5 separate regions of the Mus musculus genome follow, and all the other regions are linked to region 1. Evidence: chromatin loops called from intact Hi-C (ENCODE). Cell type or tissue: heart. All regions are shown on one strand. Region 1 holds the start of Uchl3 (ubiquitin carboxyl-terminal esterase L3 (ubiquitin thiolesterase)). Region 2 holds the start of Lmo7 (LIM domain only 7). Region 3 has its middle 210 kb from the start of Lmo7. Region 4 overlaps Tbc1d4 (TBC1 domain family, member 4). Region 5 overlaps Lmo7 (LIM domain only 7).

What was found. A loop is a pair of places that touch in the nucleus more often than their neighbours do. Peaks named below come from ENCODE experiments on the same cell type or tissue, not always from the same donor. Only the 100,000 strongest peaks of a DNase experiment are listed, where the experiment ranks them.
Region 2: a loop joins it to region 1, with 2.1 times the contacts of the local background. A loop is called at or near these places in 2 of 42 quality-filtered maps.
Region 3: it touches region 1 in a loop (2.1-fold over the local background); 5 of 42 quality-filtered maps call a loop at or near these places.
Region 4: a loop joins it to region 1, with 9 times the contacts of the local background. A loop is called at or near these places in 13 of 42 quality-filtered maps.
Region 5: a loop joins it to region 1, with 2.0 times the contacts of the local background. A loop is called at or near these places in 5 of 42 quality-filtered maps.

The regions. Positions count from the first base shown.
Region 1 is chr14:101,651,493-101,656,492 of GRCm38, reverse strand. It overlaps Uchl3 (ubiquitin carboxyl-terminal esterase L3 (ubiquitin thiolesterase)), which reads right to left and starts at 2,526. Exons shown (of 9, transcript NM_016723.2): 1 at 2,388-2,526; 2 at 2,274-2,285. The coding sequence starts at 2,429. In heart, no CTCF peak of the experiment used is centred here; DNase peaks (open chromatin) are centred at 2,412 and 2,792; H3K4me3 peaks cover 1,730 bases; H3K27ac peaks cover 1,201 bases.
Region 2 is chr14:101,726,581-101,731,580 of GRCm38, reverse strand. It overlaps Lmo7 (LIM domain only 7), which reads right to left and starts at 1,653. Exons shown (of 31, transcript NM_201529.2): 1 at 1,356-1,653. The coding sequence starts at 1,424. It overlaps Gm9922 (predicted gene 9922), which reads left to right and starts at 1,853. Exons shown (of 2, transcript NR_168926.1): 1 at 1,853-2,069; 2 at 2,192-3,981. In heart, a CTCF peak has its summit at 1,876; a DNase peak (open chromatin) is centred at 1,830; H3K4me3 peaks cover 1,884 bases; H3K27ac peaks cover 1,361 bases.
Region 3 is chr14:101,939,988-101,944,987 of GRCm38, reverse strand. No RefSeq gene overlaps it. Among named protein-coding and RNA genes, the nearest start is that of Lmo7, 210 kb to the right of the region's middle. In heart, a CTCF peak has its summit at 1,953 (motif pointing left); no DNase peak of the experiment used is centred here; H3K4me3 peaks cover 322 bases; H3K27ac peaks cover 392 bases.
Region 4 is chr14:101,515,250-101,520,249 of GRCm38, reverse strand. All of the region lies in intron 1 of Tbc1d4 (TBC1 domain family, member 4), which reads left to right. Among named protein-coding and RNA genes, the nearest start is that of Tbc1d4, 91 kb to the left of the region's middle. In heart, CTCF peaks have their summits at 1,237 and 2,724; a DNase peak (open chromatin) is centred at 4,009; H3K4me3 peaks cover 637 bases; H3K27ac peaks cover 1,266 bases.
Region 5 is chr14:101,932,433-101,937,432 of GRCm38, reverse strand. It overlaps Lmo7 (LIM domain only 7), which reads right to left. Exons shown (of 31, transcript NM_201529.2): 30 at 4,761-4,863; 31 at 2,740-3,537. The coding sequence ends at 3,515. Among named protein-coding and RNA genes, the nearest start is that of Lmo7, 210 kb to the right of the region's middle. In heart, no CTCF peak of the experiment used is centred here; no DNase peak of the experiment used is centred here.

The DNA of each region.
Region 1 (5,000 bases):
CCCTCCAGACCCACCGAGAAGATGTCAGATACACTGAGGTGCAGACCCACCGAGAAGATGCCAGATACACTGAGGTGCAGTGCAGCTACTCCAGACCCACCGAGAAGATGCCAGATACACTGAGGCACAGTGCAGCTACTCCAGACCCACCGAGAAGATGCCAGATACACTGAGGTGCAGTGCAGCTACTCCCTGAACTTAGTTGAGGATGTGGGCAGATCTTTAAACTGCATTCAATACATAGCAAAGAACTCAAGAATGAACTTTTAAAGCAATACCATTTACAAGAGCGCCTCAAATCATCAAATTTGTAGGTATCCAATAATCTTTTTCCCAAGAGCTATGTGCTCAAACTATCAAACACCGATGGAGAAATCAAAGACCTAATTAAGTGATGATCCACCTTGGTCAAAGATGACAAGATCCACTGTAGTAAAGACACACCCCTCAGAATATGTCTATCCAATTGCCACATTCACCAATCAAGTTTCTGTACAGATTGACAAGCATTCTAAAATTTATTTGGAAGGTAAAGCAATTAGAAAAGCCTAAACAATTCAGAAAAGGTACAATGCTGGCTTCATACAATTTGAGGACTTATAAAGCCACAACAAAGAGAACGATAACCGAAAGAGGAACAGACAGATCAATGGAGCGAAAGCTATCACATATATAGTAAATTGCTATCGCTAAAGTGTAAAAATCACTTTGCTTTACAGCTCAAATACACACTTCTTCTTATGCACAGAAGTTGGAAATTCTTTGAGATTTTTCTCTTGACAAAATAAAATGCACTAGGGAAAGAGATGAGCAAATTTCAAAGTCAAGAACAAAAGGAATTTGGCCTCTTCCAGAAAGGGTGCTGTGAACAGCAAGGCAACGGGGAAGTGCTGGCTTTTAAACTTTACACAGTTCACCTTACTAAGAAGATAGGAACTGATGCTAACAAAAATATATAACAAACCCACATAAGCTACAGGGAGTCAGGCCAGTGAGTCAAGGCTCCTCCCACCAGCAAATACAGAAGACCTGTGTTTAATCCCAAGGACCCACCTGAGGGACTGAGAGAACTGAATCTAGAAAGTTGTCCTCTGACCTCCACCCGAAATCAATGAAACAATAAATGAAACAAAATAAATGAAAACACTTTCAAAAATTCCAAAAGACAAAGGATGTCACCTCTAACATAAAGCCTGTGTGTTTTATACAAAGAATTTGCTAAAATGCTTTTAAAAAAACCGTTAAAAATAACAATAATAATAATAATAATTGGAGGAAGGGAGCAGGTTTTTAGGCAGCATTTCAATTCAGGCTGGGCTGGAACTCAAAATCCTCTTTACCTCAGCCTCCCACACGCTGATACTGGCAGACATGTACCACGATGTCTGGTCTCAAAAAAGCATTTTTAAACGTTGATAATAGATCTTTATCCTTCGGTTATGAGAAGAAAGATGGAAGAAAAGGAAGAAAACTATATAACAAACTAAGAGAACTGTTAAAGGTGAACTAAATCTGAGAGCAGAAAAAAAGGCTAATTAATACATATCTGTGCAAATATATATATATATATATATGCATTCCACCACCTAATTTGGGGTCTGAAAGGCATCCCAAGCCCCAACCTTCAGTATCCAAAACAAACTCCCTTTTAAGAGTAGCAGGTGGCTACGCATTGCAGGACAACCATTAAACCGGGCTTTGTGTGGTACAGGAGGCAAGGACCAGGTCCACCTTCGAAAGACGGGGAGAGAAAGGGGGCGTGGCAGGGAAGAGAAGGACCTCGATGGGGCAAGAGATGACTGAAAGGTGATTTCATTGTACAGGAGGTGGATGGAATTACCAGAACTGGGTGGGCAAGTTTACAAAGCCGGGAGTCAGGAAGTGTTGGCAAATTAGTCACCTTAGAAGGGACAGGGTCAAGGAACAGGATGGAACCCGCAACGGCAAGGAGACGAACCAAGATGGGGAAAGGCACGGGGTGGGGATACCAGGCGAGGGGCTACCAAACCTCAGACCCCGGGTGCCCCAGGCAGCGCCGGCGACGCGGGGTCCGACGGAGGGACAGAGGACGCTCGCTGCACCGGCATCTCCCCGAGCCAGGTGGTGGCCCGAGAGGGGCGGAGCCGCCCACAGCCGCAGCCTGGGGCCGCCTGCCCGCCCGGGATGAGATCCCTGGATCCTTGGGGATGCAGAGGTGAAGGCCAGCGGGGAGGCTGGCGGGGAAGGCGGGAAGGACTCCGGGGTCCGGGGTGACAGGCACCGACCGCACTCACCTGGTTGGTGACCTGAAACGAGACACAGAAGAGGGTTTAGCGACGCGCGCATGCGGGCTGGCGCCGGCCTCCCGACCCGCTCAGGCCCTGGCTGCGGAACCCGGCCGCGCTCACCTCAGGGTTGGCCTCCAGCGGCAGCCAGCGTTGACCCTCCATGACTGCTCCGCCGGCCGCTCTCCAGCTCTGACAGCCGCCACCACCGCCGCAGCCGCCGCCGCCGCCGCTTCCGCCCCCGCGCGCTCCGGCCGGCACCATCCAAACGCCGCCCCGAGGGGGAAACCAACGAATGGACTTCCACGACCCCCAAGACGCTTGATCTCTCCCTACGGAGACTCAGCCCTGGAGTTACTAATGAAGTTAAAAGGCAAATTAAACTGATAAGCCTGAGCCATGTCCTAGTTCATGAGAAAAAGAAGCTTTGATCAACGGTGAACTCCCCTCACACTTGGACTCTCCCTTCCCCCGAGCGAGCTCCCGAGTTCTACGCATGCGCCACCGGGCCGCGTGCTCGCAGGCAACCTCACCTTCTTGCAATGCCAACCAGAAGCTCTAGGGGGCGCGTCATGGATTCCTACTCTGTGAGAGTGGGACCGGTTTGCTAGCCTTAAGGCAGCCAAGCCAGAGGGGTTGACTCCTTGGAATCATGGTCTTCCTGCTCCTTTGTGAGGATACTGGAATGATATGTTGGCCTTATCTGTTATTGCACTGCCCGAGATACAGGTAATAGGTAAATGGTGGATATAGGTGATAGGTAGATAGATACTCAGTTCTGCTTGAGAAACAATATGGAGCCACTACAAAGAGGAAATCAGGCAATGTACTGTTTGGTACAAACTGAAGGACTTTAAACAGCATTTTGAAATCCATTCGCCATCCCACTAAATTTCAGGATGACAAATGTAATGATTTTGTTTGTTTGTTTGTTTGTTTGTTTGTTTTTCAGGGTTTAACTCAATGGCTAGTACATAGGAGATTTCTCAAGGGCTATTTGAGAAATGGTAGAGCACTTGTCTAGCATGCTTGAGGCCCTGGGCCCAATCTCAGTGTCACAAAGGAGAGAGAAGTGGAATAATCATGTATGCAGAAATACCATCTGTCAGTTATGTGGGGAAATGCAAAAACAGGAAAGTTGACACAAGGTAACATTTATGAAGACAGAGAAGCAGAAGATATTTCAAGGAGCAATCCTTTTGATATGTAGGAACCAAGAGTCATGGCAGGACTCCAGAAATTTGATCTGATATATATTACTATTCTGTATCGAAGAGAAGGATTTCAGGGAAAGGTTAGTTAAGAAGTGAGAAAAATATTATTATGCTGAATTTGTCCTTCTTGGGAAATTTCCAACTCTCCCACGCATGCTCTGGCTATTATTTTTATAACCCGGTGACTCTTGTAATCCCTTGACTCCTCCCTATTTGTCTGATGGCTTGATGCCATATCTGTCCAACCTCATGACTTGGTAAATCTGGCAATGCTGGGCTCATGATCGGTTAGCTGCAGTTGCCTGATCTCTTGTGGTGCTTGCTATAGTCTCAGTCTCTACTGGGGCTGTTTGGGGTGCCAGGGGAATTTTCAGACAGCCGCTTTTCTCCAGACTCCTGCAGTTCTGCATTTTGTTTCTCCTCTTAGTGCTTGGCCAATACGCCACACAACATCCTTATCCCTCTATCACGAGAATTTCTTCCCTGTTAGACATACCATGTCTGCTTCCTCATAACTCAACAGCAAACCAAAATACAATCCTACTAAAGTTTACCTTGAGACACCAGTGAGAAAACCAGGCTTAGCTAACACACCGTGGAGAATGAATTGTTGGCAAAACGCATAGGAGACCCCAAAGCATCCACACTGGAAAGTCTTCACCAAACATGGATGGTAGCAATAATGTGTCTTTTGCCATAGAGAAGTGGTCCTAGTACCCCACAGAACTGCGGATCCCCCCAAACCCTTGCAAACATATCAGACGTCCAATCTCCTTACTTCTAGTCTATTAGGTTAACTCTCACATTGGCATGGATGTCCCTACATAGTACAAAGAGCCTTAATCCTCAGACTGGACCATACCTATGAATGATGCCTGAATCTGAAGCACAGATTTTGACTCATTAAATGTAAAATGGGGCTCAAAATTCAGTGTCATCGCCTCCATCGTTTGAATGTCCCTTTGCCATATAGCTTTGGGTTGTTTGTTTGTTTGTTTGTTTGTTTTTATCTCCTAGGGGACAAAGTTCTATAATATGCTTTATTTATTGATTCTGGGGTTTTCTTCTTGCTAAGATCTCTTTGTAAATTCAACATGAATGTTGTAAATACAGCATTGCTGTATTTTTGCAGCCAATCACAGTCATGCAGGGACCTTTTCCACCCCTGAAATGAGTTTCCATGTGTAATGATAGTGCATGCCTCTAACACCAGCACTTGAGAAGTCAAGGTAGGAGAATCACGGTGAGGATTGGGAACTTAGGGCCAGTTGGAGCTGCAGAGTGAGCTCCAAGTTCATCTTAGCTATGTAGTGAGAAACGATCAAAGAGAGAAAAAGACAGAAGAGAGGAAAAATGAGAGAAAAAGACAGACTAGAGAGGTGAGAGGGGAAGAAAGGACAGGGAGAGAGAGGTTCATTTTCTTAGTAATCTATATTAGCCTAAAATTCACTCTTCAGACTGTTTCCACCAACACCAATCTTTTGTTATGCCAAGTCACAACATAACCTTTTAAAAGACATGT
Region 2 (5,000 bases), 75 kb before region 1:
TGTATGTGAGTGTGTATGTGTGTATTTGTAGGTATGTATATGTGTGTGTGTGTGTGTTTGTAGGTATGTATGTGTGTGTGTGTGAGTGTTTGTAGGTATGTGTGAGTATGTATGTGTGTGTGTGTGTGTGTGAGCATTTGTAGGTATGTATGTGTGTGTGTGTGTGAGCATTTGTAGGTATGTATGTGTGTGTGTTTGTAGGTATGTATGTGTGTGTATGTGTGTGTGTGTGTGTTTGTAGGTATGTATGTGGATGTAGATTCCGATGGGGGTTGGGGTATATACTTGGAAGCCACCATTTTGGCTAAGTCACACTGAATACTTCTGCCTCAGCAGCCCTGCCTGTCCTGGAGTTGCAATGGCTTTTTTCCACGGGTGCTAGAGACCCAAAAGCAGGTCCTCAAGCTAGTGGGACCCTACATGTATTTCTTTAAAACATAAAATAAAATGACTTTTAAAGAACTAGCTTCCCCTATATTCTTAGTAGCCTAATTTGAATTTTTAGGTAGATTGAGGGGCTGCAGGCGTGATTCAGGAGTAGCCGCTCTTATCTAGCATGTCCCAGGCCCTGAATTAAATTCCCTAGCTGTTGGATAAAACAGCATGTGGCACCACTAACTCCAAAATGACGTCAGGGTTGGTGTGGGCAACAATTTTATAACCATCAGTTATTCTGAGTCCCACTTTGGGAAGGATTCTTTTGACCCATCCGGAAAGTCACCTCATAAGTCTAGAGTTGTAACTCGGTACTAGAGCCCAGGTGTGGGGTGCCTTGAGTTCATTCACAAGCACAACCCACCTAGGTGGTCAGCAACGGAATAAAACAGGCTAGTCCGAAGGCGACCATGTAGAGACTATCTCTCCTTCGTGACAATAAAAGGAACAGAAGATCTTGTCTGTGAGGCACAGCTGGAAGAATAACAAGCCGTCTGTAAAGGAGCTTAGGATATTTTAGTTTCTCAACTGGAGAGGAAGAGAGCGGGAGAGGGAAGGATGGCAGCCCCCCAACTCTCTAGGCTCACACCCCGTGCTGAATACACTGGCTACCCAGGTGCGTGATAAGCAACTGCATCCCGAAGAAATGCGCCCGAGGTCCCCAGCCTAGCTCTGTGCCCCGCTTTTTGGGAAGTGCGATACCCAAACCTGGTGGACAAGCGCTGGGAGATCTGCAAGAAAGTCTGAGGAGGGCTAGGCATCAGAAGACTAGAGAGGGAAATTTTGCACTGTACCCAAAACTGCCTCTTTACTCAGCCTAGGTCACCGGACGGACGTAAGCTCAGATTGGTGGGAAACCCAAGAAGACTCAGGCACGGAAAGTGTAAATTCATCTGTAAAGAACTGGAAAAGACACTCACCTCCACCCATCTCTGAGCCTCTGCGAATGCAACAGAGCAATCGGCCTCGGCGTCCTCCATCCCTTCCATGTCTAGGGCAAGAGAGGGAGAGGAGCAGCTCAGTGGGTGCGCGCCGGGACCCAGAGCTCCCACGCCACGCGTCCCCCGCCCTTTGTAGCGACGTGCAGTTTGAGTTCAGGAACCTAGAAGAATTTGCAGGAGTTGCTTTCTCCAAACTCTAGAAATCGGCTCAAGTTCAGCCTGACTGGAGCAGGAGGAGGTGAAGAGGCAACTGGAAGCGGTGTGCAGAAGGAGCCGGGACTCCTGGGAACTTCAAAAGTCGCAAGCGCTGTCACCGCCCTCGACAGTAGCCCCGCCCCGGCCCACCCCCTACGGGCCGGTCCCAGCTTCCGTCCTTGCCCCTCGCCAGGGTCCTTGCAGCCACCTCTCTGGTCAGAATTATCTGGGCGGGGAGATGCGCCCCAGCCGGCATCCTTCCCGCCTCTACCCGCCTTCCCAGTCCCGGGCTCTCTCGGGAGGCGGCGCCCCTTCTGCCTGCGGCCTGACATACCAGGAATAGCTGCACACAATTGCACCTTTCCGGGCCAAGAAACTTCCCCCGCGGGGACGCGGAGCCACCAGGCCTCCACGCCACTACCCTCCGGCTCCACGGAGCTCGCTGACCGGTCCCAGATGCTGCGCGGTCCCCGCTACTGCCCCGGCTTCCGGCCGCAGGTGAGGGTACCGGCCTGGGCACTGGCGGCTGGTCCCCTAGTCTGGGCTGGCGTCGCTCCTCCCCCGATCGCAGGTGGGTCCGTGGGGAAGACCTGTGGCTTCATTTCCCCTCTCGCCTCAAGGGTACGGTGAACCGAAGGAACTTGGCTTTTCTCCCACCTCTCCTGCCTGCTTGGCCCAGTTCTGGACATTGGCCCGCCCTCCCCCGGAGAATCAAAACCTGTACCCTTCGTGGTGTGGCAAAGGTGACTGGTTATTCAGAGTGAGCAGAGAGTTTGAGTAAGTGCTCGGGGCCTGGCCAGCAAAGTGCACAGGTGGTCCAATGCCCCGCGATCTCTCCAAGGAAACTCTGGGGACTCTCTGGGCTCCAACCAGGGTACTTGACCTATGGAAGAAGATAAGATCAGCCCTTCTTTTCTGGAGGAGACGCAACATTTCATTCTTTTTTTCTTTTCTTTTTTTTTTCTTTTTTTTCTTTGTGTGTGTGTGTGTGTGTGTGTGTGATTAAAGAAATTTTCAAACGTATGGCAGAGAATCTTGTCTACGGAAACAGCCTAGCTTCTGTTTAATGATCATTAGCACTTGGGCTTATCTCACTATAGAGAGGTTTAAAGTAGGATACATTTCAGCTCTAAATATCCCAGGATACAGTTCATCTTTAACGAACACTATCCTGCAATATCATAGACCATTTTCACATGTAACTAAATAAAGCCAATAAAATTGCTAATCAACCGGGCTCGGATTTCCCTAGGATGCCAAAGCGTCCTTTGCAGCTGACTTACCTAGACCTCGAGGCAATCAGAGAATCTGCATTCCGTTTGATTGCGGATTTTTTACCCTAGAAGGGCCTCCTCCTCAAGCCCCTTCTTCCTTTTTTGGAATGGCATCGTGTGTTGAAAGAAACAAGTTGCCTTCTGGATTTGTCTTATGGCTTCTTTGTGGTGTCTTCACCACATTTCTCTCCCAGTACTTCCTGCCTCCTGGAAGTTAGATCTAAAGGCTGGGTTGGAACCCACTTGCTCTTGTGAATGAAGACCATCTGGATTGGGGTGATGGTTTCTGTTTATCCCGAAGCCTTATTTTTTTTTTTTTTTAATTGGCCTGCTGTAATCACTGGGTCTGCTTAGAAGAGCTGGCTGACAAACTTCAGGGATTATTCTTGCTATGGCAGGAGGCCACTGACTGGACCATCCCTCTCTGCCTGCTGCCTACACTCTTATTAGGCCAAACCCTAGAGGAGAGTGGGATGGTTAAAGAAAACAGGAAGATGTTTCTCTCCTTTTCTCTATCACAAAACTGCTGTCTTTGGCAAACATGAAGTAAAAACTTAATATAACGCGAAATGGTTTTATTTAAGGGAGCGAGGGAAGGGTTGATGTTTTGAGGCAAGCCCTCATTAGTGTAGGCTATAATGGCCTGGAATTCATGCCAATCCCCATACCTTGGTTGGCCAGTCCAGTGCTGAAATTACAAGTGTGAGCTACCACCCTGATAAAGACACAAAATATCATACTGAAATACATAGAATACCAGAGCTTCAGTATTGCCAGTGCAGCGGGACAGGAAGTTCTTAGGATTCCTATATAAGCACATGCTATCTGAAATGCCTCCTGTGGTCACAAGTGGTTTGAACAAGAAATGCCCACCCTAGACACAAGTATGTGAACACTTGGTCCCCAGCTGTTTGGAGGGGCTATAGAACCTTTAGGAAGTGCAGGCTTGCTGGAGAAGTATGTCGCTGGGAGCTGGGTTTGGGTGTTTACAGCTTCACCTTGCTTCCAGCTTGTGCTCTCTCTCTCTCTCTCTCTCTCTCTCTCTCTCTCTGTCTCTCTGTCTTCTGGGTGTGGTTAAAAAGCCTCCCTAGCTGTTATGGACCCTGAGGCAAAATAAACTATCATGAGTTGCTTTAGTCATGGTGTTTTCTCACAGGAAAATAAGCAACTAATACATTGCTGCAGAGCCCAATGTTTCACTCTGCAGGCAGCTGCCCAGGATGAGAAGTGCACAGGCCTGGGACCCAGAACAACTTAGGTTATCAGATACCAGATCTCCAGTTTCATCGTCTGAGAAGTGTGGAGACAGTAACATCTCAAAAGGATCATTTTATTTTTTTAATTTAATTTATTTATTTATTTGGCTTTTGGAGTCAGGGTTTCTCTGTGTAATACTGGCTGTCCTGGAATTCACTGTGTAGACCAGGCTGGCCTCAAACTCAGAAATCTGCCTACCTCTGCCTCCCAAGTGCTGAGATTAAAGGTGTGCACCACCACTGCCCAGTGAAAGGATTGTTTTATAAAACAATTAAATATGATGGTATTTGTAAAAGCCCATGAGTATACATACCACAAAAGAGGTATTCTTTTCTTTTGGGCACACTGTGTGTGTGTGAGCGCACATGCGCGCACACGAGCACACGTATCTGCTTTCACATACAGAATTTTCCTACTGAGTGGGGATGCCATTTTACTTGTTCAAATGAAGATATTGCAAGAAGTATAGAACCATGAAAATGGTTTAAAGTCAACTTGGCCACCAGCCACGGCTCATCTTAAGGAGTTAAGGCAGCAGGTTGACGACTCAGAACACCTAAGCATAATTCTTTGCTTCATTATTTCATGGAAATTAAATATCTGGGACCAGTGAGATGGCTCAGCAGGAAAAGATGCTTGATGCCAAGGCTGACTACCTGAATTTGATCTGGAAGCTCATATGGCAGAAGAAAAAAACAGATTCCTGTAAGTTGTCCTCTGACCTTTATACATGTGCTGAAATACATGTGTGTGCATGCACACACACACACACACACAAATACAAACATAATAAAAAAGTTAAGCATCCTGCATACATATGGTGCACAGCCATACACTCAGGTCAGGCACACAAAACAAGATGAGATGTTTAAATAGTTTAAAAAGTTAAGCATCAGAA
Region 3 (5,000 bases), 290 kb before region 1:
GGGGGACCTGGCTAAGCTTAGATTTAAAGATTTTTCTCTGTGAAATGCCAGGCAGCTTTGTAATGAGTTTTACATAGCATCCGACCACTTTCTTTGTAGAGAACCGGCTTCCAGGAAACGCTTCTCCTCCTTCAAGTCGCTCTATCCACAATATCATCTTTGCAGAAAGAAGAGGGCAGAGCCAAATGAAAAGAAAATGTGGTACCCAGCTTTAGAAAAGTTTGGCCATAGGAGGAAAATCAAACTCAACATGAAAAACACCAGAAGCAAGGCAGTGGGGACAGTCTTACAGACTCTTAGTGAAAAAAAGGAAGTTTAGGGATGCCTCTCTGGTATTGCAGTTTTCAGACATTGACAGGGCATAATCCAAATGTGTGAAGCTGAAAGAAACAGAGCACCCATCAGTATTTTGTTCAGCCATGCTAACAAAAAACTAAACTATTTTATTTTAAAACATACTATTTCCTTATCGAACTGTACACTGTCTCTAGAAGAGGCCAATGAATTTCCACAGGCATCAGCGTCTGTGGTCTCCCTCTGCTTGTCTGTGTTTTCTTACCCATGGTCTTCAAAGCAGTTGATTCTTCCCTCCCTCAGTAAAATGTACAGTGCCCACTCCTCTGTCTCATGAAGATGTCTGTTTAGCCATCACTGGACTCAGGAATCCAAGACAATCCCCATAGAGACTAGAAGCTCACCCATTCCCCTCCACCTCGCCCGCTGCACTCGGCAGCGCTCACCTGACATTAGTACGGCTCTCCCTATGCTCCATCGAGGACATTTCTGTTTTTCTGCATCACAGAGAGCAAGGCCTCCACGTAGTGGGTCTTCATTACTCAGAGGTTAAAAGATAAGGTTAACTCCTTCAGAACTGGGGCTTGGCTTTACCTGGCTTCACTACCAATGACCAGCAAACAATTCCCACACTTCAAACTGTTCCAAGAGGCCATGGTAAGAGTCTCCGACCACCCTGCTCCATCTATCCAGTCTATGATTCATTCCTTTGATCTACAGGACACGGGTTTCGCATCCACACTCCATGAGCCATCTTGGTAATCAAGCCAGCTGTCAGAGCTGCATAATGACCATAGGGGGCTGATATTTCAGACTTCTACTTAGATATCCAGAGAAAGACCGCTGTGCACCATTCACATCTGTAAACACACATCCATATGTAGATATATGGAGATGTTTACATATTTAGATTGTTTTTTTATGCCCAAACAAATGATAGGGTTACCAATCTGCCTAAGGGGGGGTACTCAGCCCTGGGAATCCAAAACAAAGGGAGAACCCAGCAATTACACTCCTGTGTTTAATGCCTTTGCCTACTGGGTTGACTGTTTTGTTTGGGGGTAGGGGTTACGGTTTTTTGTTTTTCATTTTGATCACAGGTAATTCTAGTATTTACACATCTCAAAGATGCACTAGGTTTTTTGTTTGTTTTGTTTTTGGAGAGGGGGTGGATGATTTTTAAAAGATTTAAAAAAAAACCAAACTGGAAGTGTTTTAAAACCACTGTTCTAGAGAATTGACTTTCCCACAAAGAAAATCAGAAATGGCTGCAACCACACCCCACTGCAAAGACTGTGGTCTCAATAGCTGGGAGGGCATTGCGACTCCTGAAACACCATCTCCACGAAACAGGGCAGCTCTGGACTACAGTGGTCCAGCCCTGCTTGCTAAGCCAGAGAGAGCCTTGTTCTCCCAGCACACCCTTGAAGCTCAGAGCTCCAAGCCAGAGGAGGATGTTGCTGCCCTCCAGATACTTGTCCTTTAAGAACCATGTTAATCTTTTAGCCCGTGTCCTGTAGGACTCAGTGCTCAGTGCCTGGACTTCTAATATGGACGAACTTAGCTGTGCAACATCTGTCTTGTAAATTACCAGCCCTTAAAAGAAAACGGAGGGAGAGCATTTGGCCTCCTTCCTGTGTCCACACTGCCACCTAGTGTTCAGAATGCAGAAAAGAACTGCAAACTGCAAACTGAAAACTCCCAAAGAAAGGGCTTAGAATGCTACTGCAGACGTGCTTTTTCTTACGGACTTTTGAAAATTCTACCCATTCTCTCTTGTCTCAGCAGCTCAACATTTTACAAAATAGAGGGGATTTTTTTTTCTTTCAAAATTATGAAAAATGGGCTGAAAAGATGTAAGGTGATGACTTCCCCAGTTCATCTTACTTTCTGTCTTTTGTTTGGCCAGAAACACTTGGACCTCTCCATTTTTAGTAATGCATTTCAGTTGTTTTTGTTTTGTTTTGTTTTGAATGCATATAGCCTCCAATGTGCACATTTAACATATTTGTTCCCACAAAAATCATATTACATATTATTAAAATATGCTAAAGATGAAAGAAAAAAGCAATCTTTCTAAATCTCGTGTGTGTGTGTGTGTGTGTGTGTGTGTGTGTGTGTGTGTGTGTGAATGTGTGTGCACATGTTTGAGTGATAGCAGATATGAGTGTGACACTGCACACTTGTGGAATTTGAACACTTGCAAGTCCACGCCTTCCATCTTGTGTGAGACAGGGTCTCCTGCTGTTGGCCTATACCTGGTTACACAGCTCCCAAGTTTCCTGGGCTTCTCCAGTCTCTGCCTCTTTTCTAGCCTTAGGAGGGCGAAGATTGTAGACCTAGAGGTGCGACCACAGACAGCTCTTTCCCGGTTTCCAAACTCGGACCCTAATTACCCTTACAACAAGCAAAAAATGGTATTTGGGGCTCTACTAGATGTGTGGCCTTTAAAACTTTTCTCAAAAATATTAGTTGCAAATGAGACTGGTTACTTGTCAAACATTTACTTTCCTCCAAAAGACCTCTTAACAATGAAGACTTTATAAACAACGAATTTAAAAATGGCCTACAATTTTTTTTTCAAATAGGAGTTATTTTTCACACATTTTAAAATTGGTCTCTTTACCTTACAAAGAAATGATAAAGCTTACTTAACTTTTAAGTTTATGCTAGAAAACAAAGACCAGGCCACTCGTCAGTGAGCTGGATAGACAGATTTGAAATGCTTTTTGTAGAGGAAAACACAGAAACCTCAGCTATTGCCAAAGGAAATCATGAAAACAGCCATCAAACACTTGCTAAGAAAAACCATGGCCAATTCCTATCTGTGTAGACAGTGCTATTACACCCTGGTAGGATCTGGCTTTCAGAAAACTAACCACCTTTGGGGATTTCTGGCTTAAATTCCATTGATGATAAAAACCTGCAATAAGTGGAACAAAGCTAGTACAGGGGTAACATTATTCTGGGAACATCTTATTCTGAAATAACGATTCAGCCAATGGACAGGACTGCATGATTTTACTGCCAAATGTCTTTAATAGGGAAGTAATCCACTGTTGTGTATCCAGCCTTCTAGAGTGCTTTCCTTTTCATTGGCTCACAGGGAAGTCATTTTTGGATTCCTCACTGGGTCATAAGTTAGCAAACTCCGGAAGGGATGGAGACATCTGCACTGTAAAGCCACCCTCCACACTGAATTATTAGTTTCCACGTCTGTTTCTTCGGCAACATTTTCTGTGCTTCTTCCAGTAATATTCACTGACAAAGGACTCGCCATGTTCTTTTCAATACATAGTTGCTGCGTTTACATCTTCTCAGGAGGACCACATCATTGACTTTGACCAGCACTGTAAAAATGAATTCTTCATCTTCCTCATGTGCTTCACTGCTTTGCTGGCAGGGAGATGCAAAGAGCAGATTGCAAGTCATGGCGATGTGCTCAAAGCTAAAGACCAAGGGCAGCACTGCTGCTAAGCCCTGCACACTGTGCTTCATTCCCAGTCAGGTCCTGAGATGCCTGTGTAGTGCATGGGTGACAAATGGGACTGTCAAAACCAGCATTATGTCAGCCTCTATGAGATATTGGGAAAGCTTAAATTTTCATTTCAAACATTAAAATACATGTAAATCAATGTTTTAATATTTAAACAAGTTCTGCCATCCTCTGCCTAGAATCGGACGACCTCACAGCTCATTCTGTATTCTACTCACGGAGCAGGTGACTTTCCTTCCAGCGAAACAGGCACCACTGGGGTCACAGAAAACACGTCTGTCAACCGACAAGCCCACGGAGACCACAGGTGCCTTTTTATTATCTTTTGGGTAAGAGTATGTATTTATAAATATGACTTCATAAACACTAGTATTTATAGTTGGAACTACACTAATCTCCCCTCAAAGAAGCAGAACCGTGAATGAAATAACATTAATTCATGATTTTTAGCTGGCAAATATCAAAGTAGTTATAAGTATACTGAATAATTTCCCCCAAAACTGTCTCATCCAAAGCTGTAAAATGTGTAAATAAGCACCCCAGACTGTCAACTTTGTAGATGTGGGGAGTAGTAATGTTTACACAAGAGCTTTGAGCTAGGACCAAGGGTGGGAGCGGAAACTGACAATGGCTAGACCGTGTAGCACACACCCTCCATCCGTGCTTCAGTGAATGGTGATGCTTCTAGCATCCCTGCAGAAACCAGTGGAACACACACAGGGCCTACAATGACTCATTGCACAGTCGTGCATACATTGCCAGTGCTCAGTGGCTACCTGTTAAGAGGAGAAATCCTTACCTGGCTGATTTTAATCTGAAAAACTTGCAGAGCATAGACTGAATTATGCTTGAAAGCCTCTCCCTCAGAGAAAATGGGGTTTGACCGTATGGGGAGAAGAAGTCAACTGTTCACAGCTGTACTTAATAATGTGAAACCGCCATGCACTGTCCTACTTTGGACAGTTCTGACATGTAGAGAGTGCTCAACACGCCCTGATATGAATTCTGTAAGGCCACTTTCATCTGTCTTCCTGAGACAAGGACTCAAGCATTGTGGGCATTCTAACCTAAGTCTCAGACAGCCTCAGACAGGGCGTCTCACGGCTCAGACATCCTAAATTGGATTGGAAGTAAGAAGAGCTTTCCATTACTCAAGGACTTGAACTCAAAATCCCTCAGACCAACTCCAAAGGACTTTCCCTGAGTGCTG
Region 4 (5,000 bases), 140 kb after region 1:
GGACTTGACCTGACAAAAACTTCACTTCCTTTTTCCCTTCAATTTCTCTTTTCTTCTTGGTTTCATTTCCTGCTACTGCAGACTAACTCTGTCCTGGGAGAACATATGGACACCTGTGGTACCCAGCTAACGTAATGGCTGGGGGCCATCAGTGAAAAATGACTGCATGTCATCTTCCACTGTGGTAATGTTAGGGTACATCTAAAGCAGACCTGGTGGGACTGAATGAAACCTGTCCAAACCTGTCACCAGAGTGGCTTCTTGTGCGCCTTTGTGGGGGTAGATTTGGATTGGAGACGGTACAAGAATCGACAGCACCAAGTTTGATCTACATTGTAGTGGATGCTATTTAGACGTTACAGTCGTGTCTACCACAGCTAAATCCCTCACGGATATTTTTCAGAGTTGTTCACACATAGACATAGAAACCCTCGCTTGCTTTGAGTTTGGTTTCGGGTGTGAAGTCTCTCAGAGCATATTCATCTTCAATAAACATCTCTTCTTTGAGAAGGCTGATGAAATTGAATTTTGCCCACAGGATCACAGCGTGCACACTCATTATTAGTGACCATTGAACAGATTTTATTCATTTCTTCTATCTTAAATCATGTTGGTTGCAATGCTAACACCAAAACACTAGCTTCATTAAACCTAGTACCAGAGATATTAAGAAGATGTTCAGGTATTCTTTACCCCCCCCCCCCATGTGTGTGTGTGTGTGTATGTGACTGTGTGTGTGTGTTCAGGTGTGGATGCTAGGATAGCCTACCTAGCATTCACCACACGCCTTTCTCTCTGTGTGTGTGTGTGTGTGTGTGTGCATGCTTGAATGTGTGTGGATGTCACGATAACCTAGCTGGCTAATGAGCCCCTGGCACCTGCCTGTCTCAGTCTCACCACTGCTGAAATTACAGGCAGGCACCTCCATCCCTGGCATTTGACTGACTTCTGGGGACCTGAACTTGGGCTCTCTTGCAAACACCACTCACTGAGCCATTTCCCCAAGGCTTCTATATTCTTACAAATATGATAGTGTTACAAGTCAGTTTAAATTTCTGAGGAGAAACTGAAGGACTTAGAAATCCATAGCCAAATGTGTGGTATTTATACAGTTCCATAAGTAGAAATATCTACTTGAGGTCTTTGATTACACTGCTACAGAACATATTAGGAGTTCTGCTGAATGGGAGAAGCAACCTGCCAAGAGAGCACAAGGTAGGCTGGGGCCTCTTGTGGCTGGGAGGTGCACTCTTTCAGGTGTCTCTCAAAGCAGTTTCAGAGATCACAGAGGTAGAGGCTTATTGCTTGCGACAGTGTGTATTGCATTTATTAATTTGATGCCAGATCTGTAAAGCACATATAAGCATGTTATTTCTGGAAAAGCCCTTTACGGTACCAAGCTGGTTTGTTGTTTTCTACCACCAAAGGTGACAGGAGGAATCATGTCCTTTGAGCCTCCTAATGGTTAGATTCTCTTCAGTGGAGTGGGAAGAGGAGGTGGCTTTGTGCTTTCTAATGAACACTGAGGAACCCCTCCACTCTGCTGCTATGAGAGCCGACTCTATGTTTTCTGGTTAGAGCTTCCCTGGGTGATTGATGTTGACTGTGCTCCCAGATCTGAACGTGTACTGACAGCCCCAAAGGCAACCTCGCTGGAAGCCATCGCACTATTCATTTTTAACATACTGGCGATAACAGTATCAGTCACACTTCACCTCGACCCCTGTTTTTCAGAGGAGTGAAGTTCTACTGTAAGGGTCAAGGACAGGGTCATACCGAGCTCCAGTCTTAATTGGGACCGTGGAGAACGCAGCAGTCTTCTCTGACCCACGGAATGTGCCCTCGTGGGTCAGAGAGTCATCTGGCTGCTCGTGGCTGCCCTCCCTGCCCGCCTATTTTTGGAGACAAGGCAATTGTGTGTTTTCACGTTATCTTTCAGTGATATGGAGTTAGGATCGTTTTTTTGTTTGTTTGTTTGTTTTTGTTTCTGTTTTTTGTTTTTCGTCTTGGAAGAAGAGGAGCCCGTGCACCTTTATAGATTAAAGATATTGTATGCAAGCAACTGAAATCTCTGGAGAAGAGGGCTTTACAATGTGAAAGATCTGTTGTGCTGTTATGAATGTCTGAAGCAATGTGGCACGCCAGGACAGAAATAGGTTTCTGAGAAATGTGTGGTGTGTTTGTTTCCTGATACCATTACAACTCTATCTACTGATCTCAGCGAACTTGGGGTGTCCAGATTCTCTCTGGCTCAGCACTTGCCCCCTGGCCCCCATTCCGTTGCACAATCACGGCTTGCCTAAAGCCTCCACTCCTCTTGAGTTCAGACATTTTATGAGTTGAAATTTATTAACTGTCCCCTCCGTCGCTTTGTTTAGAAGGCTCTATATTTTCATATACCCTGATAAAATGCCAAGACATATTTTCTTACTATGTTTATTATGCTCTCTGTGAACATATTTAACAGGTTCAAGTCTATTAAATCCTGACTTTACGATAATTTTTTTATTCAAAGTAACCTTTCTTTTTATTAACTTGCTAATTGGTTTGGCACACTTGTTTAATTATTCAAATTTACAATGATTTGCTTCTAAGTGGTTGATTTTATATCTAAAACGGTCTAAAATAAGAGCAGTGGTAATGACATTTTACAAACTATTTTTTTCAGTATTATTCTTTTGCAGTTGTATTACGGTAGTCCAGGTGAAAACACTCCCCCTCGTGGTCATTACAGTAAATGCGGGCACTAAGCATTAAGTACATTTTCTGATCAATAGAATCAACTAATAGATTGGTTCACTGTGTTTTGTATTGGTTGCAGGGACTTGCAGCATTCAGAACCATGAATTTCACAATGCCATGATAGATAATAGTAATTCACAGTGTTTCATAGTCCTGTACGCTGTGTTGCTACAGTTAGAAAACAGATGGACTTTTCTGAGTGCATAAGAAGTTTCACTCTCATGAGTCAATGACTTTGCCTTTTGAAAATTGTATCTATATCAGAAAAGAAATAAAAAATTATTTTTCATAAGCGACACAAGTAAGATGCAAAATGTTCTCTCTTACCGTGTAAGTATACACAGACTTACTGCAAAATGCATTTGTGATGTTAATCTTCACTGTTCTCCCAACTGGATTTGGAGTTACCTAGCAGACACACCCCTGGGCCTGTCTGTGGGCGTGTCTCCAAGAGATTTAACTGAGGAGCGAAGGCCTGCTCTGAATATGGGTGGTACCTTCCCAGGGGCTGCAATTCCAGAACAAAGGAGAAAGCAAGCAGAGGAAAATTCGGCTTGTTTTTTCTTGTTTCTTGCTGACTTCAGGTACAATGGGGCTAGCTACCTCCTGCTTCTTCCTTCCCTGATTGACTACATCCCTTCAAACTATGAGCTAAAATAAACTCTTCCTTAAGTTGTATAAGTAGATAATTTGTCATGGCAACAAGAAAGGGAACCAATACAATACGTCTTAGAATAGCTCCCTGTAGGCTTAGGGTTTTTTAAATCCCACTTTTAAGAAGGGTTTTAAAACACTTCAATCTCCCGCCCTCCAAATACCATGTGAGTCTGCCTCAGCAAAATGCAGTGTGAGTCTTGTTCAGCAAAAGACCATGTGAGTCTGCATCGCATTACAACCAGAAACTTCCACTTTAGTCCCCAGCCACAGCCTATGCTGGGAGCGTAGTTTATTTCTATGCCTTCATGTAGGTGCCGACTCCAGCTTTCTATTTGCCAATGACCAGATCTTACCCAAGATATTTAAGCTCTCTAGTAAAACCTTCCATTAACTTGTAATTGCTTCCGTGACATCTCAGAAAGAGTGACCTTAAGATATCAAGACAAGTTTGCCTTGCAAGTTGGCCTGTAATCACTTTGAATTAAATTCAATGTCTCACCTTCAGTGCCGTGCTGAATCTTCCTCCCTGTCCTCAGCTCTGCTCATGAGCTGCCTTGTGATTTACAGAGGAGCTTGCGGGAGTGGAAGGAGGAAGTCTGCTACCCACAGCGCCATGCCTGCCCACAGCGCCACGCCTGCCCACAGCGCCATGCCTGCCCACAGCGCCATGCCTGCCCACAGCAGCACTTTGCAGCCCCTGCCTCACTCGCTGAACTATTCCCACCTCCGTTGTGTTGTCTCTTCCCTTTTGCCCACGTACAGACATTGTTCCTGCGGCTTTCTTCATCAGAAGCCATCATTTGAATACTTTTATTTGTAACGTTTTCCTTAGGTTTATTTTATTGTTTTGTGTGTGTGTGTGTGTGTGTGTGTGTGTGTGTATATTATTAGTGTTTGGCCAGCATGTTTGTCTCTGCACCAAGTGTGTGCCCGATGCATGGCGAGCTTCAGGTCCCTTGGAACTGGAGTTACAGATGGTTGTGAGCTGCGATACAAGTGCTGGGAATGGAAGTTGTGTCCTCTGGAAGAGCAGCAAGCAACAGCTGAGCCAAGTCCTCAGAGCCAGTCTGTCCCTGTTGCTTCAGGCTTTGTTCCTGAATTTGTCTACCCTAGTATGGCTTTTGCCTGCTGCCTACACAATGTGTGTATGTGTGTGTGTGTGTGTGTGTGTGTGTGTGTGTGTGTGTGTGTGTGAGAGAGATGAAAACCACCAATGACCCCAAGCATATTGGTTATTCCGCTTTTTCTGGCCTCAGGGTCTTCTCTGATGCTTCTATTCCTGGTTCTTGATGCAGTTCCCTTTGTTCACATGTCTTCAGTCTTCCTCACTTGGATTGGTATGCACTTGGAGTCATGGGAGGGGGCTGGGCTGGGGAATTTTCTGTCTGTTTCTCTCTGATACGTGTGCAACACCTTTTTCCTTTTAAACTGTGTCACAGAGTAGAGGTCAGGGGACAGCCGTGGGCATCAGTTCTCTTGTTCACTGCAGAGTATGTCAGGCTAGCTGGCCTTGGAGTATTGGGGCAGCTTATCTCCACTTCCCATCTCATGGGGTCTTAGGATGACGTATGTGTACTCCCCTGGATGACTTGGCTTCTGGG
Region 5 (5,000 bases), 280 kb before region 1:
GGATGTAAAAGTGCTATTTAAAAAAATAAAGTCCCAGCAACAATGCATCCTATTAGACACCAAAGGTAGCTATTATGCTGTTAATCACTGAAATTCAGACAGTTCCATTTGTGGTGTTAGAGATTAGAAATCACTCTGATACTGAGGAATATTTCAAGCAAAGTACTAAGATTAAATCCTTAAACAGAACAAATTTAGCTTCCACAATACTTTCCTTCCTTAATTTAGTATCAAAGATGACTCACACTTTAACATACCTATGGAGTGAAAACTTCTTTTATGATTCACTATGTTCACGAATACTTGTGACTGGAAACACCTTCTAAGCAATATTGAACCAAGAAGCCATCCCTTCTAACTTCTCTCCCACACTTCTACCACTGCAGGGAGGCATAGTTTGTACTAGTTTCTGTAGAACAGAGTGAATGTTAGCAAATGCCACTCACACACGCCCTGAATGATTCTCGATGATTCTGCAACCCCATCTTGGCTGTTGCTTGGCTACAGATTATCAATCTTGTCTGCTTTGCCCACTTAGCCCACAAGTCAGTCATTCAGCTTAGAAATTGTCCAGCTGTAATTTACACACACACACACACAGAGAGAGAGAGAGAGAGAGAGAGAGAGAGAGAGAGAGAGAGAGGGAGGTTATGTGGGTAAAAGGGTACCACCATGCACTTATGGACTGTTGGTAGGGATGTAAATTAGTCACCATGGAAATCAGCATGGAGATTCCTCACATAACTGAAAACAGAATGGCCATAGGACTCAACCATACTATTCCTGAGTTTATGCCCAAAAGAACCAAAGGAGATATTTCTATTGTAACTCTGTTCATAAAACTCAAATTATCAAATCAGCCTAGGTGTTCACAAACACGTGAGTAAAGAAAATGTGGTATATATACACACAGTGGTGTTTTGTTTGCCATAAGGAAAAATAAACTATTATTTTAAGAAAAGAACACAGGGGTCGGTTGGTACCTCAGAGAGTTAAAGATGCTTGCTGCCAACCTAAATGGTAGAAGAAGAAAACTAGCTCTGTGGGCTGGCTCGCTTGCTTGCTTGCTCTTGCGCGCTCTCTCTCTCCTCTCCCTCTCTCTCTCTCTCTCTCTCTCTCTCTCTCTCTCTCACACACTCACACACACATTCACACAGTGGCACTACATGCTCACATTCTCACGTACACACACACACACACACAATGTACAATAACTGCAAATGGAAACCATCCCATTAAATATCAAATGTTTTTTCTTATTTATAGATGCTACATTTCATATACAATGATATTTTACATATGACATGAAAGTAGAGGTTCTATTGTCTGGGGAGAGGAGGGGACATTGAAGGGTGAACACAATCAAAGCATATGATACTCCTAGATAAAAGCATCCTCATGAGACCCATGACAGTGTGTAATAAAAAAAATACCAATAAAAATTAAATAAAAAGAAACAGAGACTTAGGGGTATAACCTGGGGTAGAATGCTTGAGTAACATGCATGATGAAAAGGACTTCCAGGGAGTTTAGAGGTCAGGTGGGGTGGGGGAGGGGGTGTGGGATGTGGAGCAGTCAGAGGGTGGACAGGGAGGGGCGGGAAACAGAATAGCGAGTGTAAAAACTGAATTACAAATAAAATTAAATAAATTTAAAAAAGACTATGGAAAACTCAGCCAGTGTTAGCTAAGTCGCAGGATAAACACGCGCATGCCGAATGAGTTCAAACACTGGTGCTTTCGTTGGCGTTTGGAGCTGTAGGCTACGTTCCAAATGCTATGGGGAATTTGGCAAAATGTCCTTAATAGGTACATATTACTTTAATAACTGGAAATAAAAAGAATTACTCAGCAACCAAACACTCTGGAACTGATTCTTATTTTCCTCCCGTATTAACGCTTTAGTATGTATTTTAAGCCTCCTCTAACATAGCTCTCGCAGTATTTGCATTTTTACCAAGGAGCCAAGGGTCCTTATATTTTTATTCAAAGCTCACTAACATTTTATATTAGCTATTTTTGATCCATATTTCTTGTCTTAAAGCACTGCTTTTGCTCTAGATATTTTTCCAAACTCCCTAGGAGAAAAAAAAGAATAGATCTTTAAAAGCTGATCCAACAGCCACTTCCATTGCCATAAAAGCACATTCAAAATCATAACATTATCGGAAATAAAATTATTGATTAAGATTAAACTTCTACAGAACCATCGTGGTTGTGGGAATAGTGTAGCAGGAAGTCACACACCAAAACTTGCCAAGTTATACACACTGAATATAAACATATGCAGTTTGTCTTATGTGTCAATTGCTCCTTAGTAAAGATATGTAAGATGTAATAAAGAAGGTGTGCACACTTAAATAGAATTAAAAGGCATGAGAGGGGGCCTTGGGGCAGGGTCGCCAGGAGGATAGCTTGGTGCTCTTCAGGGCCTGAGCTCAGTTTCCAGTGCCATAATGGATGTCTCTCATCCACCAGCTCCAGGTAACCCAACACCCTCCCCTGGCCTCCACAAACACTCACGTGCCTGTGGTACACACACACACATATGACACACACACAGACTCCATACACATACACACCCACATACAGATGCCACACACACACCTGCCACATAATTACCTTCTTACACACACATACACATGCCACACACACAGACACCACACATACATACACACCACATACTTTAGAAACACAAACGCATTAAATAATTAGAAACAATAAAGAGTTTTAAAAAGCATTCCTTAAATGCATCACCAAGTTTATTTACAAAGGCAGCGGAACAGAAGAGCTCACGTGTTTCTGGAGGAAATCACTGGTATACAAGCCATGGATATTTTTCATTACTGAAAGTAAACAGCCCTCTCCTGGCATTTGCTTAGCATCAACAGTCCTTGTAAAGAAAATTGAGTGCCCTCCTCAAACCAATAAAACATTACAGAGAGGCAAAATTATTTTTCAATTGGATTATTTCCGTGTAAAGAAAACCACAAAAGAAGCAAATTTATGAGTGGATTTAAGTGAAATTTTTCATATGGATCCACATTAACTTAGAATACATTATAATAAACAAACACAGTTACACATTTATATTAACTATTTCAAATAATGTTTAAGAACTTAAAAAATTAAAATAAAATACCTTCTTCGAAAAACCACTAGAGAGTCAAACGAGATCATTAATCATATGAGTATGAGAAGGATTTTAAGTTCTTGAGCTTTGTTTAGTTTTCTTTTCCACTTGTGCTTTTAGGATGCTGAATTTAAAAGGTCAATACTGCACTCCTCCCCCCCCCACACACACACACATAATTACCTTCTTATAAATAAACAACAAAAATACAGGTCCTACCAACACCACAGTGTTCCTATGTCATTTAACGAGGCAATGATTATTCCTTTAAAAAAAAAAAAGAGGGGAAAAAACCATCCAGCATTTTTTTTTTTATAGCTCTGCATCAGTGACAAGCGCCTCCTCTTCTATCTGCAACAGCGCTTTCGAATGGGGGTTTACATCACATGGCGGTTGGCCGTCCAGCTGATTAGGCAAAGGAGAGAAGAGAGAAAAGCACTCAGATTCAGAAACGGGAATGTCAGCTCAAGGGAGTTCATAAGCAGTCGTCACTCAGAGTGGCCCAGTGAGGTAGGAAGAGTTACCTGCCGCTTAGTCTTAGGACAAAGGCAGGCAATTGCAGCCTCTGGGGTCTAGAATTCTTTATTTGTAAAACACAGAGTATGAATGAACACAAAAACAAAACCTTCAACTCTCTGTTACTCGTACTGAAGGAGAGAAAAGGCGTGAGCAGTGGTTCCAAAAATCAATTATGTTTGGCTTTGGGTTTAAGAGAGAAAAGTGCACACACAGACACACTGCCAAGACCCCATGCCCAGCCTAGACATTCTCCCACCTTCAGGGTCAGCGTTCCAGGAAGGCCTGGACAACCAGGAAAGAAGTTGCTGACAGATAAAAGAGAGTTGACCGGTTCAAATCATTTTCAAACACTCTGCACATAAAGGACCGCATAAATACCTCTGAGTTCAAAAGCAATAGGTTTGTAGATACCACTTGTGCCACCCTTTCACAACAAGGAAGAAAAACGTTACCAGCATCAAGGTTCAAAACTATATATATACAGCAACAGCTGCTGTCTTCCTTACTGAGGCTATAAACAACACACAACAGAGTTATGCTACCCTACACTATGAGATACTCATAAACACATGCTTAAAAAGAAAGTAACACTTATTTTTTTAATTCAGTAACACTGAAACACCATATAGACAGAATTAAAATTCTCTTTTTCAAAATTTTATATATGAATAATACATGGTTATATAGTAATGCAAGCATTTTCAAAGTTGATTACATTATAAATCACATTAAGGTCTTATCATTAGATATGGAAATAAGTTGATGATGAAGATGAAGCCTTAATCAGGAGGCAGACCAAAGTCTGTTCAGAGGACTTGCCTTAACCCTGTATCCTGTTTTCCATGAGGTATTAGAAGTTTCTCCAGGATCTATGCAAACCAGAGTCAATGTCCCGATTTCTGGATACAAGCCCCTCCAGGTCCCCAACCCCACAACCCTCTCCTGAGTGGCTGGAACTCATTGCACAGCCTCTTTGAAGAGGATCTGAGCCCAGGACCCTATGACAGGGACTCTCAGGAAGAGGAGGTAGCTCAAGGCTCAGGGAAAGACATAGGAACCCGTGGTCTCCTCAAAAGACAAGAAATTTTCTCTCTGATTTGCTCTCTTACATTTGAATCGGAGATAGCAGTCATTGCAGTAGAGTTGGTGGTTTCGGATTCTGACTTCAGCTCCTGAGGAAGAGCCTCCGAGGTCACACCCACAGGAGACACACTGATAGACAAAAAAAAACAAATATATATATATATATATATACAATTAGTTAACTACAAAGAGCCTGGAGCTCTCTCAGAAGATGAGAGACACAGGGGATGATGGGATATACGGAAGTGAGCAAGAGGATTATAGGA